Regions from separate parts of the Mus musculus genome. Here region 2 is linked to region 1. The links are chromatin contacts, found by POLR2A ChIA-PET in ENCODE. All regions are on one chromosome and are shown on one strand. Each heading gives the region's core, a stretch centred on a gene start or an enhancer-like site at or near the end of the contact. The rest is flanking DNA. Distances are from core to core; before and after follow the strand shown. Region 1 holds the start of Ttc9c (tetratricopeptide repeat domain 9C). Region 2 holds the start of Mta2 (metastasis-associated gene family, member 2).

Region 1 (4,031 bases), core at 1,152-3,651:
TCCTGACAGTCACTATAGGTTAGCTCTAACCATGCAAGCATTTCAAAAGGAGAAAGTCGTTAACTCCTGGGGGAAGTTTCCACAAACCTACCACAAGGTTACTCCACTAGAACCCCTAAATCATTTCAGCTCAGTTAGTTAGGAGCCTTAAGGGCACCAGTGTAGAATAAGTCTATAAATATGCTTATTTACAGCCTGGACAGGAGACTTAAAATATAAACACAACAGGGACAAAGTAAAAAGCCCCAGTCAAGTAACTAACATTCTACTAAAATGTTACTAGACTAAGTTTCTCTTTGCTAGTTAATGATTAAACCCAAAAGGCTCACACACTGTCTCCGACGGCTTAAGCAGGAAGGAGCAAGGTTAAATATCCAGAGTCTCTTTGAAGACTAACTTGGGTTTGACAGAGCAGCATTTCACGGACTGTTTTTTGCTTAACATTTTTAAGGTAAGGAACGAACTGTCAGGCCTTAGCTTCCAACTGGTCTCGGGAGAGCGCCAATTTTTCAGCATATTTGCGGCTAAAGGTATTCTGCTAAAGAGGGGTGGGCACCAGAAGACTGATCCACAGGTAGCTCGAAAGCCACACACACACACACACACACACACACACACACTTCCATCCACTAACACCAAGGAACCACGTTAGGCAGGAACCTCCCTCCTGCAAACAGTGTAAAGACAAGACGCCCAAACCTTCAAAAAGATGGACAGCGGATGAAAGCCACCTTCCCAGGAGAATCTCATCAAAAAGCCACTAGAACAGTGCACTTTCGGGCAAGTGGAAACAAGGAATCAGATAGCGCGGTGCAGGGTGGGGTGCTGGATCGGAGACGCACCCGGCAGGTTGAAGCCCGGCTTGGCTGCCAGTTCCTCACCTTGTTCCTCTACGGCCTTGTCACCCGGTGCCTCGGATCCCGGAGTCTCGTCTCCGCTCCGTTCCTCCGGCCCGTCTTCCTCCCCCTTGCCGTTGTCATGCTCTTCGCCACCATTTACCCCACCTGACCCAGCCGTGGCCTCCGCCGGTGTGTCGGAAGCTTCGGACTCGGCCTCCATGGCTGACGTCTCCGGGGGCTCCGGAGGCGGCTGCGCGGCCTGGCCCAAAGCCTGAGCAGGTGGTGGTTCCTCGTCTTCGTCCTCAAGCAGCGCCTCCTCGTCCTCCTCCTCGTCGTCGTCCTCCTCCTCCTCGTCCCCGCCCGGGCCTCCGCCCGACGCGGCCACAGGCCGAGGCTCCGCCTTGCAGGCCCCACCGGGCCCGGCCCCACCAACGCCGGCCTCGTCCTCCAGCATCTCAGCATCCAGTGCCTCCTGAAGACGCTGCGCCAGATCCATTTTGAGGCCGCGCGAATCCAGGCCCCGCCGCTGAAGCTCCGACCGCAGCTCGGTCACTTTCAGCCGCTTCACCTCCATCGCCGCCGTCGCCTCCTCCGCCTCCCGCCGCCTCCTCCCCTGCGAACTGTCGACCGAGCCCGACCGCGCAGGCGCCGCCGCCGCCCGCCTCCGCCTCCCGCGCCAGCACTGAGCCCGCGCTAGCAAGCGCACGCACACAGAGGCAGAGGCCGCGCTGTCTTCGCGGCGTGTTTATGTCGCCTTCCTCCTGCCCTGCCCCTTTCGGCTCACTGAGCGCAAAACAAGACGGCGAGGAGCAGCTTCCGACACACTCTGTACTCGACCGCGGGGGAGTGCGCGCCGAGGACGACGGAGTTCCCTCACTTCCCCTCCCTCCTCTCAGAGATCCGGGCCAATCAGCGCAAGCGGCCTAACCGCGCAGCCGCACAGGGGCCTGAGTCGGGCAAGGCTGGCTGCGGCTCAAGTGCCTCGTAGCACGGAAGCGTGAGCGCGCTCCTCTTTCCGTACTTCAGTCGTAGGCTCTGCGCAGTCGCGCCGGAGTCCCGCCCATCTCAGGTCTCTTACTTCCTGCCCGCTCCCAATTACCGGAGCACCCTAGGGCTTACTCGATGTCCTCTCTTGCTTATTCTTTGACTGTAACTTCTGAGACTAGTAACCGAAGCCAAGCTGGAAGGATGGGTGGTGCAGGGTTTTCGTAGCCAGGAGGGAAAGGCCTTTCCAGCATCAAGGGAGAGAGAGAGAGGGAGAGAGCAATGCCGGGACCTCTTTCTGTGCTTAAACATCTACCCAGCAACAGAGGCGCCAACCCCACCCCTTCCTTCTCTCGTTGGCCAGCTTGAATCGTAGTCTGTTGCTCTGATTGGTCCTCCGATATCGTGCGGCTTTTTTTCCTATTGGAGAAGTGGCCGGGAATTTTTTTTTTCCGGGTTGGTCCGCTGGGGAGGCGGGGCCGGTTCTGCGGGATTACTTTTCTAGACTCCTTTCTGATTGGGTGGCATGACGCAATGCGCGTGCCCCGTTAGAGGCTAAACTGCTGGCAGGTCTGGTCTCTTCCTCTCTGTGCTCCTGCAACTTAAACCGAATTCCTGGAGGAGTCTTCCGGCTTGGGCCTCCGCTGTGGTGCGGTTGTTGGGCACAATGCTTCCGGCCTCTTGTGCCTCACTTGTGGACTGGAGACTCAGGCCTCACTCACTTCGGTTCCTCAATTAACAGCAGAACCATCAACAAATGTTTGTTGGATAAGGACAAATAAAGAGATTGGAAAGGAGCGAAGCCTTTTTGACTTGTTTCACTTGTTCCCGCCTACTCCATCTTCTTCCAGGTCAGGGGGTGTGCCTCAGAGAAAGAAGGAAACGAATTTTGCGGGCGGTCACACACTTGGAACGTTTAGTCGGGCCTTTGGATTTCCCTAGTGTCTGTAATCACGCCGGGATCTCTTCTAATGGAACTCATTTGGTCAATGGCCTCACTATCCTCACATCATTCCTTTTTTTAGTTTGCGGTACTTCTGGAAACTGAAAACTAGCACAGGAGAATAGATGGGACTAGTAAAAACAGCAAAACCCACATCCCTGCGAGCTTCTTGCTTACGAAATCGATGCTCTAATCATTTATTTTGATCCCATTCTACTGCTTCAGTTTCTCTTTCATTTAACAGTTCCAACAGTCATGGAGAAGCGCCTTCAGGAGGCTCAGGTATACAAGGAGGAAGGAAACCAGCGCTACCGGGAAGGAAAGTACCGAGATGCTGTGAGTAGGTACCATCGAGCTCTTCTTCAGCTGCGGGGTCTGGACCCAAGTCTGCCTTCCCCTCTTTCTAGTCTGGGACCTCAGGGCCCAGCTCTCACACCGGAGCAAGAAAACATACTGCACACCATCCAGACCCACTGCTACAACAACCTAGCTGGTAAGTATGGGACGAGCGTGGGCAGAGAATCAAGACCGCAGGGCCGGGCAGTGGTGGAGCATGACTTTAATCCCACTACTCAGGAGGTAGAGGCAGTTCAAATACAGAGTGAGTTCCAGGACAGTCAGGGCTACACAGAGAAACCCTGTATCAAAAAGCAAAACAAACAAAAAAGATAGAATCATCAAGCCCTGTGAACATTGGAAGATGTTCTTTTTCACTGCCACCTGGCTATTTAGCAGTCGATTGAAACCTGTTTCCAATTTGTAGAGTATTCTAAAAGCAAGCGGGATTTCACAAACCTCACCTGAAACTACTTCCTGGGCTCTAAAGCCCAGATATCTTGATTTGGTGGACCTAGAATGGGTTTATTTCGAAGAATGATGCTAACACCTGTAATTGCAGCACTGGAGAAGTCCAAGTAGAAAAATGGCTTCAAGTTTGAGAGCCAGACTAGCCTGTGATGTGTGCTAATACCCTAATTCAAACAAGTAAGAATTAACTGTATCCCGTCGTGGTGGCGCAAGCCTTTAATCCCAGCACTTGGGAGGCAGAGGCAGGCGGATTTCTGAGTTCGAGGCCAGCCTGGTCTACAAAGTGAGTTCCAGGACAGCCAAGGCTACACAGAGAAACCCTGTCTCAAAAAAACAAACAAAATAAAAAACAAAACAAAACAAAAAAAAATAAATTGAAAAATGGAGATAGTCATAGTCCTGGGGATGTTTCGTTTAAGGGATGGTTACATAGGATTCATAGATGTGACATTTATGAC
Region 2 (3,998 bases), core at 992-3,491, 120 kb before region 1:
GTCTAGTCCTCAGATCCTGGGGAAGGGAGATGGGTAAGGAATGAAGACACTCACGAGCATTACTGTCAGCCAAGCTGTTGAGGCTACTAGAAATATCCCTTCGCCGGAAAAGACAGACAACCTTTGCTTCCACATTTCCATTTGCAGTCTAAAGGAGGGAGAAAAACCGAGAAGGAAAATTGGCCATTTGAAAGTGGAGATGCATGCCGGGTGTGGTGGTGCACGCCTTTAATCCCAGTACTCGGGAGGCAGAGGCAGACGGATTTCTGAGTTCAAGGCCAGCCTGGTCTACAAAATGAGTTCCAGGACAGCCAGGGCTACACAGAGAAACCCTGTCTCAAAACAAAACAAAACAACAACAACAACAAAAGAAAGTGGAGGTGCTGGGGGGAGGTGGGGGAGTGGAAGTGCGCAGAGTCAAAAGCAATATCTCCTTAAGGGTCTAAGTAGAAGAGCTAGAAAAACTTAGCAGTAAAGACTTAATACTCAAAGATAATTTCAGAACCAATGAAAAGGGTCTCCATGAGTTTAAGATCAGCCTGGTCTACACAGCAAGTTCCAGGCAGCCAAGGTTACATAATAGAGAGACCCTGTATCATTAAAAAAAAAAAAAACCAACTCCACTCACCTTATTGAGCTCCTCAATCCGTCTAACCAGGTAAGGATTGCTGGAGGAGTTCTCAAAATAGACGTAATCTGTAGGAGGTGGGGAAGAAACAAGAGGATCAGAGGAGAGGGCACCCAGATGAAAAAGTCGCTCTGTGTGGACCAAAATGAGACAAAATTCTAGATAGAGATGAAGTGGAGATGAGCAAGAGGAGAGAGTTAAGAAAATAAGTACTAGTCATTAGCTGGACAGTGGTGGCATATGCGTTTAATCCCAGCAGTCTGGGAGACCAAAGCAGGCTCTTGGTTCAAAGCCAGCCAAGTCTACAGCTCAAGTTCCAGGACAGCCAGGGTTACACAGAGAAACCTTGTCTCAAAAGAAACAAGGGGGAAACCTGCCTCAAAAAGGAAATGGGGGGTGGGGGAAGAGAAGAGAGAAAAAAAGAAAAAAAAAAAAAAAAAAAAGGAAGGAAGGAAAAGAGATATTATGGAAATACTTTGCCAGGCAGTGGTGTCACACACCTTTAATTCCAGCAGTCAGGAGGCAGAGGCAGGCGGATCTCTGAGTTCGAGGACAGCCTGGTCTACAGTATGAGTCCCAGGACAGCCAAGACTACACAGAGAATAAACCTTGTCTAAAAAGAAACAAGGAAAAAAGAAGAAAAAGGAAATGAGTTTTTACCCCCTACCCCTGCAACACCCAGTTCTAAAGTCAGATCTTCACTCAAAAGTGAGACTTAAGAAACAAGAACAAGAATTTCCCTGGAGTCCATACAACTTTGCACTCAAGTTGCATCCTTGTATAGGAGAATTGAGTAAACTGTTCAGGCCCCACCTTCGCGAACGCACAAGCCGCCACAGAAAAGAAAACCCCTGCGCGCCTAGCCCCTAGCGCGGCTGGCCGGACGGTGGGTCACTCGGGCCCCTTCCAAAGCCAAGGCCACTTCCAGCCCGGCGATCCAGTCACAGGTCTCAAGAGCACCGTTACGGCTGCAGGTAAGCCTCTGCGGTAGACTCTGCGCCCGATAGCGTCGCCGCCGCGGAACCATGGCTCTTGATTCCGGTTCCGGTCGGTGCCGCGGCCCACACGACCCCAGATGTGGCTCCCCCGCGCCTGCGGACACCGAGTCTCCCTGATCCCGGCCTCAGCCTCTTCCGCTCAGGGTACTCACCTCCCACCCGGTACATGTTAGCCGCCATGGCCGTTCCCGCCGCCGCCTCCGGCCACACAAAGAGGTCCCGGAGGCTCGCGGGGGCAAAGCTCAGCTCCAGACGAAGCCCCCAGCGCGTGGCTGACGCTTCGCGGAAGTGTCGATGGGGCCCGAGCAGCCGGCACCTCTGCTCGCTCAGCCGCCGCGGCTCATCACTGCCCGCGCGACGACGACACTGCTATAGCCTCACGCCGGGACACCGAGGCCAGCTCCGGTCTACTCGGCTTCTTCCGGAACGAGCTCGATTCCTGCCTGACCGGAGTGAGGTTCCAGCTCCTAGCGTCCTCACCGAGTCCCAGCAGACGTCGTGCGGTGCCAACCGCTGGCAAGGTTTGCCCTGCCCGCGTCCGGGTTCGCCTCCTTCCGGAACACCTTCGGCCGATCCGGAGAACAAGGCCCAGCGCTCGGCTCAGGTCGGAGAGCAAGACCCCGCAGATCGGCCACTTCCGGAAGGAACTCGGCTCCTTTCGCTCAGCCGCGGCCTCGCGCTCGGTTATTTCCGTTGCAGCTCGACCCCGCCCCTGAGGGCGGTGAGGAGCCGGAATTAACTCTTTGCACTATGGGTCCTAGCAGCTCCCCGGCAGTGGCGTCGAAAGGCGCGCGCGCGCCCTCACTCTTCTTGAGGTTATTTGCAAGCCGCTTTGCCTGTTATTTGCATATTTGGTCTGAACTCCCTTTTCTCTTCCCGCCCTGCACTTTTTTCTTTCATCCTAACACAACTGGGCCCCTGAGGGGACCCGCCGCACAAAAGCACCAGGCAGTTACTTTTTTCTTTTTATTGCCCCTCACCGAGCAGAGGGTGTCGGAGCTGGGTTGCCTGGCTCAGCCAGCAAGTCTGTTGTTATTTTGTGTGCAGTGGGGTGGTTAGCCCCTCCAGAAAAATGCGCAATTGGGAATGTATGAAGTCAAAGAAAAAGCCAGCACAGGAAAAGACTGTCCTTGGTCCTAGGGGTTTTGGCCAGGGTGGGGCCAGACCACAGTACCAGAGGGACAAGACCATCCAGCATCAATCACACGTCCAGGGAGGAGGCAGGGGACAGAGAGGGCGTTCTAGATGGTGTGGCAGGAGCGGGCCCAGAGCTCCCTGCCCCCAGCACTCGCCACTGAAAGATGCTAGCATCCTTGCCACCTAAGGAGACAAGGTATGAGTCGTCGTGCGTGAACCGGACACTAGTCACATGGCTGCCATGGCCTGAGTACATACGACTTGGCGCCTAGATGAGAGAAAAAAAAAAAAAAAACAACTGGTTGCAGCAATGGCAGGGTACCAAACCTACCCACCTGGGCCCAATGGTCCCCTGAAGCCTCACCTTGGCTCGAGCACATGGGTACTGAAAGAGGTGTACTTTGCAGAAGTCGTCTGCCACAGCCACCACCCGTTCATTGTGGGAGCGGCAAAGGGAGTTGATGTCTGTCCCATCAGAGCCATCAGGCCACACACCTAACACAACAGGTGGCCTGAGTCAGGCTGCTACCACAACCTAGAGTTGCAGTGTTTCAGGTCTTCAGGTTGCCACTGCGCTCCAGACAATCCCAAGGGGCCTCCTAGCCTGGATTTGCCACTATGACCCCCACCCCGAGGTGGCACACGCCCAGGATTCTGAGGGCAGAATGGGTTCTTCCTTGTTTCCCCAGCCCTCCTAACGGATTCCAGATCCTGGCTCACCATAGACGTGGAAGCCCAGCACACAGGTATAGGTAGCCCACTCCCGGTCTCTGCTCTCATAGCGGTTCCTCAGCAGTTTGCAGCCTCCAGCCACATCCCCTAGGTGGAAATCGCCTACTCAGCCGTCATTCTTCCCTCACTTGACGACATGAACTGATCATAGGCATAGCGTCCACTATGAACCCCACTGTGTGCTTCCCAAGTTCTCACTGACTTGGCTTGGCTTTAAGTTAGGCCTGCATGATGGTGCAGATCCTTAATCCCAGTCCTAGTGGGGCAGACAGATCTCTGAGTTGGGGGCCACCCTGGTCTACAAACGCAGGTGACAGAGGGAACCCTGTCTCAGAAACAGAGAATGTAGCCTTAGACATGCCTAGAGCCTCTGGATAAAGCACTAACAGTTTCTCATCAGCTGCCCCTCCCCCACTTGCCCTAAGGAGCTATCCTAAAGCACTGTCTTCTTGGTGCAGCCGGCTTTTTCCTTTGTTTTGGTTTGTTTTGGTTTGGTTTTTTTT

Evidence for each region. ChIA-PET counts read pairs that join two places held with the same protein, here RNA polymerase II (POLR2A).
Region 2: POLR2A ChIA-PET joins it to region 1 with 12 read pairs in embryonic stem cell. The contact joins the promoter of Mta2 here to the promoter of Ttc9c in region 1. POLR2A ChIA-PET finds 5 or more read pairs at or near these places in 4 of 5 experiments (Patski and embryonic stem cell).

Annotation. Positions count from the first base shown.
Region 1 is chr19:8,817,664-8,821,694 of GRCm38, reverse strand. It overlaps Ttc9c (tetratricopeptide repeat domain 9C), which reads left to right and starts at 2,401. Exons shown (of 4, transcript NM_027412.3): 1 at 2,401-2,674; 2 at 3,011-3,259. The coding sequence starts at 3,022. It overlaps Hnrnpul2 (heterogeneous nuclear ribonucleoprotein U-like 2), which reads right to left and starts at 2,294. Exons shown (of 14, transcript NM_001081196.1): 1 at 882-2,294. The coding sequence starts at 1,413.
Region 2 is chr19:8,940,163-8,944,160 of GRCm38, reverse strand. It overlaps Mta2 (metastasis-associated gene family, member 2), which reads right to left and starts at 2,241. Exons shown (of 18, transcript NM_011842.3): 1 at 1,779-2,241; 2 at 629-696; 3 at 55-148. The coding sequence starts at 1,806. It overlaps Eml3 (echinoderm microtubule associated protein like 3), which reads right to left. Exons shown (of 22, transcript NM_144872.1): 20 at 3,484-3,582; 21 at 3,128-3,258; 22 at 2,579-3,031. The coding sequence ends at 2,828. It overlaps Gm10353 (predicted gene 10353), which reads left to right and starts at 1,771. Exons shown (of 4, transcript NR_165499.1): 1 at 1,771-3,509.